2 separate regions of the Homo sapiens genome follow, and region 1 is linked to region 2. A link is a contact called in ENCODE Hi-C or POLR2A ChIA-PET data. All regions are on one chromosome and are shown on one strand. The core of a region is the stretch at or near the end of the contact, and the rest is flanking DNA. Distances in the headings are between cores, read along the strand shown.

Region 1 (5,478 bases), core at 2,336-4,835, 220 kb after region 2:
GCTTGACTACTCACAAATTGCTGTCTTTCTGCCCGTGCCCACCCCCCTCCCCACTGCAGGCTCCTTGTTCTCCACCCTGAAGCCCCCCGACGCCGTGTTCAAGGTGGTGTTCTGGCTGGGCTACTTCAACAGCTGCCTCAACCCCATCATCTACCCATGCTCCAGCAAGGAGTTCAAGCGCGCTTTCGTGCGCATCCTCGGGTGCCAGTGCCGCGGCCGCGGCCGCCGCCGACGCCGCCGCCGCCGTCGCCTGGGCGGCTGCGCCTACACCTACCGGCCGTGGACGCGCGGCGGCTCGCTGGAGCGCTCGCAGTCGCGCAAGGACTCGCTGGACGACAGCGGCAGCTGCCTGAGCGGCAGCCAGCGGACCCTGCCCTCGGCCTCGCCGAGCCCGGGCTACCTGGGCCGCGGCGCGCCACCGCCAGTCGAGCTGTGCGCCTTCCCCGAGTGGAAGGCGCCCGGCGCCCTCCTGAGCCTGCCCGCGCCTGAGCCCCCCGGCCGCCGCGGCCGCCACGACTCGGGCCCGCTCTTCACCTTCAAGCTCCTGACCGAGCCCGAGAGCCCCGGGACCGACGGCGGCGCCAGCAACGGAGGCTGCGAGGCCGCGGCCGACGTGGCCAACGGGCAGCCGGGCTTCAAAAGCAACATGCCCCTGGCGCCCGGGCAGTTTTAGGGCCCCCGTGCGCAGCTTTCTTTCCCTGGGGAGGAAAACATCGTGGGGGGGAGGGGAGGGCGGGGCGGAGGGGGGAGGGGAGCGTCCACGCCGGGTAGACGCGCGCCCCAAGGGGAACCGGGGGGAGGGCCGGGGAGAGGGGCAGCTGCTTTTCTGGCAGGGGCATGGGTGCCAGGTACCACGCGGAAAGCCGGGCCGAGCATGCTGAGAGCCTGGGGGACCCGACGCCGCCGGGATTTACCTCTCTCTCTCCCTCTGTGTATATATAAACGAGTCCCTCTCTACTTGTATTTAACCGTGGGTGCACGTGAGTGTGACTGTGCGGTGTGCGTGTGTTCCGCTTGTGTGTGTGCGTGGGGCCGCCCTGTGAGGGCGCGGCGACTGTGCGCCCAGGAGGCAACCGGGGGCGTTGTGTGTGTCGTGACTTCGTACCTCTCAAGCCCCTCCTTGTACTTCACTGAAGGATGGCACTTTGGTGGGGTTGGAAACAAAGTCGACATTAAAGGTCATTTCTCCTGTTCGGCTTTGAGTGGTTTGTGGACGAGCGGCAGGCAGAGCCTTGCGTTTCCTCTTCCTTCCGCTTCGGATTTGACCCGGTCCTAGGTCTTAGGGTCCTTCGCTTTCCATTCCCCTGCCCTCCAGTCTCCACCCCAGAAGAGCCGCTCTCACCACGTCTTGAGGACAATTAGTGCTGGCTCCCCTAGGTCCCATTTACGCCTTTGCGGTTACTGACCTACAGGGCTGCACCAGTCTGGCCCTGTGGCTGAACGTGACGCCCTGGACTTGCCTAATGAATCCTGCTTGCCTGCTTTTGACCCTTAGCAGAATCTGAATCCTCCTGCGGCTCCTTCCTGCTGTGACCAACACTGAGCAATGTCTGGCTTGGTCCTGATCCCTAGACCCAACCCCAGCTGGGGTTCCCCGGCCAGTCCCCTAAATGGGCCTGTTTCCTGAGAGATGATGAAGCTCAGGCAGAGAGAGGGGCTGGTTCCCTTCCCCTCACCTTTGCATTCCCAGGCCAGCACTCCACTGATTGTTTGCCTGTGCCCACAGAACTCGAAAAGACATCCAAACTGCAGACGTTTCTGGATAAGATATGGATCCTTGGGGCCCAGCAACATACAGGGTCACAAGAACCCTCCCAAGCTCTGCTGACTTGTGACCCTGCCTGGAAAAAAGCACTGAGGAAGGTCACACAGAAAGGTGGAGCATTCTTTGGAGTCGATAACTTGGGTTCTAGTCTCAGTCCTACTACTGATTTATTGTATGAAGAGCAGAGACTTACTTCCCTCTCTGGATCTTGGTTCCCCATCTGTGTAATGGTGGAGTTGACTCTAAGGTCTTTGCTGCCTCTGAAAGCCCCTAGTTTGAAAAGAGAATAAAGGACACTGAGCAAAATCTGAAACATTTTTCTTCAGAGATGCAGAAAAGCCTAGGAGGAACGCTCTTCCCCCATCCCATCCCTTTTTTTCTTTCTACTTTGCTTTTCTAAGTTGAGCTTCATAATTTTGCAAATGGCAAGAACCTCTTCCAATAATATTAGCACATCGATCATTCATTCTGTAGGTGATTGAGAGAGAAAATACTTAAAGGGGAAAGAGCCAGTGATTGATGTAGTTGAAAAGTATAGGGGTGTCAGGTATGGCTGGATCCAGGGGCACAAACGAGATTGTCAAGTTACTCACAGTCTCTTACTCCTTCCTGTAGCTTCCATCTTTTAGTTCTGCTTATCTTTGTGTATTACCCTAGTTTCCTTATTGCAAATGCCTTCCTCATGACATTCTTACAACTTGATATCCCCAAAAGGAGAAACAAGATTGCCCAGCAGTTCTGTCAAAAAATGAAAAAGAAAAAGAAAACCAGCTGGGTGCAGTGGCTCACGCCTGTATCCCAGCACTTTGGGAGGCCGAGACGGGTGGATCACCTGAGGTCAGGAGTTCAAGACCAGCCTGGCCAACAGGGTGAAACCTCGTCTCTACTAAAAATACAAAAAATTAGCTGGGTGTGATGGTGGGCACCTGTAATCCCAGCTATTCGGGAGGCTGAGGCAGGAGAATCGCTTGAACCCAGGGGGCGGAGGTTGCAGTGGGCCGAAATCACACCATTGCACTCCAGCCTGGGTGACAAGAGCAAGACTCCATCAAAAAAAAAAAAAAAAATCCTAGGAAGCCAGAGATTCTGTATAACAAACCCCCTTAAGACTTTGATGAAGGCTATAAACTGTTTCCATAAAAACGCACATACCAAGGAAAATTACATTTTCATTCAATTTTAGATGCCGTACCCTTGTGTAAGATCTCACTATCCATGGTTTATATGCTCTGAACTGGATTTTAGTAATTTTCTAGGCCAACTCCCTCAATTTTACACATGGGGAGACTGAGGTAAATAATTTGACTGGGTCACACCAAAGCTGTAGAACCCAGGTCTTCTGCCTCTTTGTCCAGTACCTTTTACATTCCCCTGTGCTTTGTCCAGTACCTTTTACATTCCCCTCTGCTACCATCCTGTAGTTAAGTACATCCTCCAACAGAGAGCAGTCCTCTTCTTGCCTGAATAGAGAAAAGGGGGCCCTAGGAAAAGAAAAGCCCCAACTCCATTCCCGGAGAACAAGGGATCATTTGGGGAAGTTCTGAAAACATTGTGTTAGGATCACAAATCTTCTAACAAATCTTACGCAGAAATCTGATATAAGATCAGCCCATAGTGGAGTGGAGAGAAGACAGAGCCTCCTCAGCCTCCTCCTCTTCCTGAGACACTTGCTCTGGCCTGCCCCAATCACCCTGGGGTTCCACAGAATGATGTTTAAAAATCACTGGTCTAGTGTAAGCAAATGGAATTTGGAGTCAGTAGGGCCTTGGTTCAAGTCTTGGCTCTGCATGACCTTGGGCAGTTCATCTTGCCTCTTCTGGTCTAGCAAATGGACATGATCATCACAGCCCACCAGGACACACAAAGGATTCAACGAGATCATTGTAGTATAAACACCGAAATGCAAATCACTGGGCAGATGCAAGTTATAATTTGGACCTTGGATATTTGAAGCCACAAGGCACCAAAGGCATTTCCTGAGCTGCTCAGTTCTGATGATCTCATTCATTACTGGTGTTTGGAGGTCACCCAGGCAGCATAGAGAGGCGGTAGCAGCCTCCTGTTTCTTTCCAGAAGGAAGACTGGCCAAGTAGTGGCTTACATCCCCTAGAGGGTGCTAGGGTCCAGATCTGGCCCTAGCCAGAGTCTACATTTTGCTGGCCTTTCCAAGTCACTTCCTTGTAGCCAGGCTCTAGGAGGACCCAGAGTTCATCAAGAGCCCCTCAGGCAGACAGGTCCTCTCTGTTCTGATCTCCCAACTAGCAGCAAAGCAGCCCTACTATTTCCTCTCCAGCCACCCAGACTGCTGGGTCATTGTCACCACTGAAGCATGCACAGGAATAAATCTGCCAACCCCAGTCAAGAGGCCAGTGGCTTGGCAAGTGGAATACTAGTTAATTTTCCAGACCTGGACTCAAATTCCACCTCTGCCAGTTAGTAGCTGTGTGACATTGGGCAAGTTACATCATGGGTCTAAACCTCCATTTCCTTAACTATAAAATAGAGATAATAATACTAATTACTTCATAGGGACATTGGGGGATCAAATGAGATCATGAGGCTAAAACAGTTGACACCATGCCAGGCACTTGGTGAGCATCCCATGAACAGTAGCTATTAACAGAGGTAGTCATTCTTCAATTATTTACTTGGATGTATGAAATTTGGAAAATCTGGTTATAGAGACAAAACAATTCAGGTTTTTTTGGTCAGATTCCAGGTTTTAGGACTTAGGGTCCACCGTGAAGAAGAAAGACATAAATTTATCACGGAGTAAAAGAATTTTGTTGGCTGGGTGCGGTGGCTCACACCTGTAATCCCAGCACTTCGGGAGGCTGGGTGGATCATTTGAGGTGGGTGGATCATTTGAGGCCAGCAGTTGGAGAACAGCCTGGCCTACATGTGAAACCCTGTCTCTACTAAATATATGAAAATTAGCCAGGCGTGGTGGCATGCACCTGTAATCCCAGCTACTCGGGAGGCTAAGGCAGGTAATCGCCTGAACCTGGGAATCAGAGATTGCAGTGAGCCAAGATAACTCCCAGAACGAGTTATCTCACTGTCTCAAAAAAAAAAAAAAAAATTGTCCTACAGCATGAAGACGCGTTACTTAAAAAGGTCATCAGTCCAAACTAAAAATAACATTTAAACATTTAATAAAAGTTATGGAACATTCCAGGTGACAAAACCAAAATGGGTAAGGGAAGCATACATGTGTTAGGATTAGCACATCCTGTGTCAGAAGAGATGGAGGAGGGGACCAGGACAGTGGCCCTGAGCATGCACCTGGATTCAAGGCCCAGCTCTCCTACCCAAGTCAAGCACTTACCCTCTTGAGGCCAACCACTTTGTCTGTAAATTGGGGATGCAGTTAGCACCTACTTCACAAGGTTGGGATGAATAATAAATGAGACAAAATATGAAAGAGCTTGGCACAGAGTAGACACTATTTTTATTAACTATGGGGGACCTTGTATATCCTCCATTCCAGCAGTTCTCAACTTTTCCTGAATCAGCAGTTCCTTTAAGAATGTAATAAAAGCTAAAGAAAAATGAACATAGCAAGCTCAGACTTCACCTATTATTCCCACCCCGCTAAATCTCCCAAAGGACACATGGAACCCAGGTTATAAACTTTTCAACAAATATGGCTTCCTCAATATATAGAAGAAGCCAGAGAGAACATACAAGAGTGATGAATCTTGCCCCGTGTT
Region 2 (5,476 bases), core at 1,786-4,285:
TCTCTCTCTCTCGGCCCCTCCCTTTCCATCCTTTTCCAGGAGAAAAGAATAATCTGATGGATCTCATCTGAGGATGCTAATTAGGTCCCTATAATGTGTCCAAGAGTCACTGTGTATGTCATGTTTTGTTCTGGTGATAAAAGACATGTATTAGAGACCTAGAATATTCTTTTAGACTGCTTCCTGTTTTGTTCTATCAATAGTTTTTCAACCACATCCTGAGGACCCAAAAGATCTAAAGGACATCTGAGGGATCCTTAAAAATATTCTTCAAATTTCATGTTTAAATACATATAAACCACTTTAAAATCTGCAATAAACAAACATACCTTCAAATGTGCCACATATCAATTTTTAATGCTTTGAGTCTAACATATATATTAATGTATCTCACACTTTTGTGTCAAAGTATATATAAATCTTGAAATAAGTCTTCTGCTATCTTTTTATTAAAGAATTTCCTGACATTACAAGATGAACTGCTTTTAAAACCATATTATTATTACAACTAATCTGTTTGAGCCAGATTTTCTTAATATTGGATATATTAGATATGTTTTGGTTGCACAAGATAGAAATCCAAATCAAACTGGCCTAAAAGACAAAAGGGATATTACTGGTTTGTGTAACAGAAACGTCTAGGGGTAGCACTGGATTAAGTTCCAGCTAGATCCAGACACTTCAGTGGTGTCCTGTGCAGTCCTGAGCCCCTGCTCATCTGGGTAGTGCTTTCCCCTTGGTTGGCTTCTTCCTTTACGTAGTGCTGAGGTGTGGTTGCCCCCAGCAACCCCAGGCTGATGCTCTTCCAGCTTCGAGGCAGCAGGAAGAGCCTCTGTTTCCTGGTGCTCCTGAATCCCGCCTCCCAGACCTACCTCTCTAGCTGGGAGTGGGACCACCTACTCCAGAACGACATGACCAGAATTGGGGGTGGGGAGAGGTATGGAAAGTAGACAATAGAGACTAGGTCCACAACAGCAGTCCACTCTAGTGGGCAGGCTAAACAAATTACAGGAGCACACTGGACCCCAAGACTGCACTGTCCCCATTTGATATCTGTCTTTGATTTCAAACACCTGAGTTCCCCAGAATGGCCTCATTGTTCTTATATATTGATTGCATAATAGGTAAATATTATGCATTTGAATCTAAAAATAAAGTTAGGATATAAAATAGCTTTTTATCCATTTAAATACTTGGAGGTTCTACATAAGATCTGTCAAAAAAAAAAAGGGTGGGTTTGGTACCTTAAAAAAGTTGAAACTTATTACTGTACATGCATTTACTTCCAAGGTAAGTTCAGTCAATACAAAGGCTTCTTGGCCACACGAGCTCATGGTGATACCTGTCTCTTTTGTGTGTGTTTTACTCATTTGGATCTTGGTCTAAGAGGCTGTGAGGCAAAGCGGAAGCTTGTCATCAGAAGTTCAAGTCCAGGCTTTACTCGTTACTGTCCTTGTGACTTTCCTTATCTGCAAAATGGGAACAGTGACGGGAATCATAGAGGATAATTAAGCCAGAAGGTTTTGAGGGAAAGTTCTTTAAAATCAGTAAATGCTATGTGATTACAAAGTATTATCTTTCATCTTATGTTAATTATATATGTATGTTTGTTCAATGTGTTTATATAAAATTTAATTATCTATATATTTATCTAGTTCCCTTGAAGTAGATTAATTGCATTAATGACCTCATTTATTTATCCCTACCTTCATCCATATCCTTTGACATGCAGGTATATATTCCCTTCATACTGATTCTGCATTTAACCACATGACTTGCTTAGGCCAATAGTATGTTAAGTTAATGTGACACAAAGGCATGAAAAGCACTTGTACAATTGGGCTTGCTTACTCTTACTCCTGTACCTTTACCATGAGAACAGGCCTAGGCCAATCTGCTAGAGGATGAAACACATAGAACAAAAGCCATGTTGACCAGGCAGTCACGCCCATTGAGGTCATCCTAGACCAACGAATAGTCAGTCAACTCCCAGACATATGAGCCTAAACCAGAAGAACTGCCCAGCTGAGCCCAGCCTAAACTTCCAACTTGCAGATTTGTAAGCTAAATAAATACTCACCATTTTAATCCTCTAAGTTTTCGGGTTTTTTTTGCATCTTGTTGTGGTAATCAATAACTATTTCACTCCCTGATAAGGAGACCAAGAATTTTGTGTTACATCTTATCCATCACTGTGTCTTACAAACAGAAGTTAATAAATATTTGCTAATGGAAATATGTTAAGGACTCTCAGCTTTCATAAGGTGTCAAACTCTGAAGCTCTCCAATTTCTCCAACCCTCTAAAGTGATATGAGAGAAGTGGAATTCCAATATTATTTAAAGTTTTCTAACATTCAGATACTCTCTGAGGTAGTTTTTCTGCAGTACTTCATTTAATCTCCACAGTACCTTTGAGAGGCAGGTATGAATTTTCCCATTTTAAAGATGAAGAAACTGAGGATAAGAGAAGTGAAGTAAGTTACCTAAGGTCACACAACAAGAGTGGTAGAGCTGGATTCTCCCTGTAGGTGAGCCTGCTTCTCAGGCCAGTGCAATCTCTGCTACATTTGAATGCCTTACACCCCTTGCTCTAAGGGTTAGAACCACCTCATTTGGCCTTTCTCTAAATACCATCTTTTTCTCCAGTGGTGTCATATTTGTTTATCTTGGATCCTAGACCTTTATTAGATTTTATTTTCTCTCATCATACTGGAAGATAATCTATTTATTGATTAGCATACTTGTTTGATACTTTAAAAATTACAAATTGTTGATTTCCTTGTATTTGTTTCTAAGAAACTTTATTCATTGTAAATAAATGAGGGAAGAAGTTGCTTTCCAAAGATCTCGAGAATCTAGCATTTTCTTAGCCCAAATTTGGCCCTTACTCTGGGTTTCTGGCCCCAATATTTGAGTTGTTCTCCTCTCCACACCCAACAGAAGTTATTTTTAAGTTGCATTTTATCCAAAGAGCATTTTTCAAAGAATGCCTTGGAAGGTCCTGGAGTTTCTCTTCAGCTCAAGAACTGTCCCTTGGCCCCACCCCGTCAGTCTAGGGAGTTTATTTTGGTCTATGCAAGAGTCGCATGTTTTCTTTTGATGAAGTCATCTGGGTATTTTGCTTCCATGCCCTTGGTCCTATTTCCTTAAGAAAGGCTGGTCTCTCTGTGATCTGCCAGGGACAGAGAGGTGGGCCCTCTTTTCTGTCAGTTAAGAAGCAGAATCACCACGAAGACCCTGCCTCTCCAACCCCAACCACACCCATGGCTTCCCCTGGGTACCCCCCAATCCAAATCCTTCTCTTTCTTCTGAGCCCAGCCCATCCCCCTCTCTGCCACAGTGAGCTCCCTGACTCATGAATTTGTAACAATATCCCTCTTTTCTGAATGATTAGAAAACCTAAAACACTTGATTGTCTATTTATTTAGCACATACAGACGGTCCCCAGTGAATGATGATTCAACTTACAATTTTTCGACTTTACGATGGTGTAAAAGCACTACACATGCAGTACAAACCGTACTTTGAATTTTGAATTTTGATCTTTTCCCAGGCTAGCAATATGCAGGATGATACTCTCTCATGATGCTGGGCATCAGTGAGCCATAGCTCCCAGTCAGATGTACCATTAGAAGGGTAAACAACTGATAAGCTTCAGTGTGCTATATCCGATAAATTACCTAAGATAGTCAACACTTTATTATGAAATATGAAATAGGCTTTGTGTTAGATGATATTGCCCAATTCTAGGCTCATGTAAGTGTTCTGTGTATGTTTAAGGTTGTCAAGGCTAAGCTGTGATATTCATTGGATAGGTTAGGTATATTAAACATATTTTTTTAAAAAAAATTTATTTCGATAAGTTTTGGGGGAACAGGTGGCTTTTGGTTACAAGAGTAAGTTCTTCAGTGGTGACTTGTAGGATTTTGGTGCACCTATCACCCGAGCAGTATACACTGAACCCAATTTGTAGTCTTTTATCCCTCACCCCCCCACACACTTTCCCCTGAGTCCCCAAAGTTCGTTGTATCATTCTTATGCCTTTGCATCCTCATAACTTAGCTCCCATTTATGAATGACAACATGTGAGGTTTGGTTTTTCATTCTTGAGTTACTTTACTTAGAATAATAGTCTCCAATTCCATTTAGGTTGCTGTGAATGCCATTAATTCGTTCCTTTTTATGGCTGAGTAGTATTCCATCATATATATATAGCACAGTTTCTTTATCCACTCGTTGATTGATGGGCATTAGGGCTGGTTCCATATTTTTGCAATTGTGAATTGTGCTAGTATAAATATGCATGTGCACGTATCTTTTTTGTATAGTGACTTCTTTTCCTCTGGGTAGATACCCAGTAGTGGGATTGCTGGATCAAATGGTAGTTCTACTTTTAGTTATTTAAGGAATCTCCACACTGTTTTCCATAACGGTTGTACTAGTTTACATTCCCACCAACAGTGTAGAAGTGTTCTCTTTAAATGTATTTTTGACTAACACTATTTTCAACTGACAATGGGTTTATCAGGCCGTAACACCACTGTAAGTCGAGGAGCATCTGTACTTACTGGGTGTATACATGTGCCAGGCTATACCCTCATAGAGCTTACAGTCTACCATAGATGAAAAACCACAAATAAATATGATACATTCAGGTGGTGACAGTAATTATTTTAAACACAGGATAATGGAATGTAATAAACAGGAGGATGAGGAGGGTTACTTCAGATAGGGTGATCAGGGAAAAGAACTCTGGAAAAGTGACATGTGCATTGAAAGGACTCCACCTTTCCTCTGAGGGAAGAGTGGCCCAGGTGAAGTATATGATAAGTGCAAAGGCCGTGGGGCAGAAACTAGCCTGATGTGAGCAGAAAGAAGGCCTGTGTGGCTAGAGCAGAGAGGTAAGGGGACACTGGTGCTAGATAGGGTTGAAGGGGAAGGGTGGGCCTATCAAGTACACCAGAGGAATTAGTTTGGATTTTGCACTAAATTCAATGGAAGTATTGGAGGGTTTTAGGCATAGGAGGGATATCTAATTAATATTTATTAAAAATCTCTTTGACTGCTGTGTGGAGACTAGAATAACTAGAGGGATGCAGGAGGGTGATGGCTATTCTAGTAGAAATAATAGAGATTTGTACAAAGATAGAAGAAAGATTGTCATGATTTTTTTTACCAGCCTTTCCCTACATGTAATAATCTCCTTTCTATGTATATTAAGTTCATTTACTTTTAAACTTGGACTGTGTCTTGTATTTTGTTCTATTACTTACAAACCCAAGCCAGACTAGAACCAAGGCAGGTACTTAGATACGTGACCAATTAACTCTGTTTAATTAATTAATTTTTTTTTTCTTTTTGAGACTGAGTCTCAGTCTATCATCCAAGCTGGAGTGCAGTGGCGTGATCTTGCCTCACTGCAACCTCTGCCTCCCAGGTTCAAGTGATCCTTGTGCCTCAGCCTCCCGAGTAGCT

Evidence for each region. A loop is a pair of places that touch in the nucleus more often than their neighbours do. ChIA-PET counts read pairs that join two places held with the same protein, here RNA polymerase II (POLR2A). Pooled maps may share reads with other maps.
Region 1: a loop to region 2 is called in a map of aorta, with 2.0 times the contacts of the local background. The contact joins two enhancer-like sites. A Hi-C loop is called at or near these places in 3 of 168 maps with a recorded cell type or tissue (IMR-90, PC-3 and aorta) and 1 of 50 pooled maps. POLR2A ChIA-PET finds 5 or more read pairs at or near these places in 3 of 52 experiments (CD8-positive, alpha-beta memory T cell, IMR-90 and OCI-LY7).

What each region holds. Positions count from the first base shown.
Region 1 is chr5:159,971,820-159,977,297 of GRCh38, forward strand. It overlaps ADRA1B (adrenoceptor alpha 1B), which reads left to right. Exons shown (of 2, transcript NM_000679.4): 2 at 60-1,193. The coding sequence ends at 673. Among named protein-coding and RNA genes, the nearest start is that of TTC1, 35 kb to the right of the region's middle. Within about 2 kb of position 3,586, at least 5 of the 41 ENCODE cell types and tissues checked have a DNase peak (open chromatin) inside an H3K27ac peak, as active enhancers do.
Region 2 is chr5:159,749,661-159,755,136 of GRCh38, forward strand. LOC105377688 (a long non-coding RNA gene) reads right to left here. Exons shown (of 4, transcript XR_001742949.2): 2 at 2,081-2,149; 3 at 1,245-1,469. Among named protein-coding and RNA genes, the nearest start is that of LINC01847, 120 kb to the right of the region's middle. Within about 2 kb of position 3,036, at least 3 of the 41 ENCODE cell types and tissues checked have a DNase peak (open chromatin) inside an H3K27ac peak, as active enhancers do.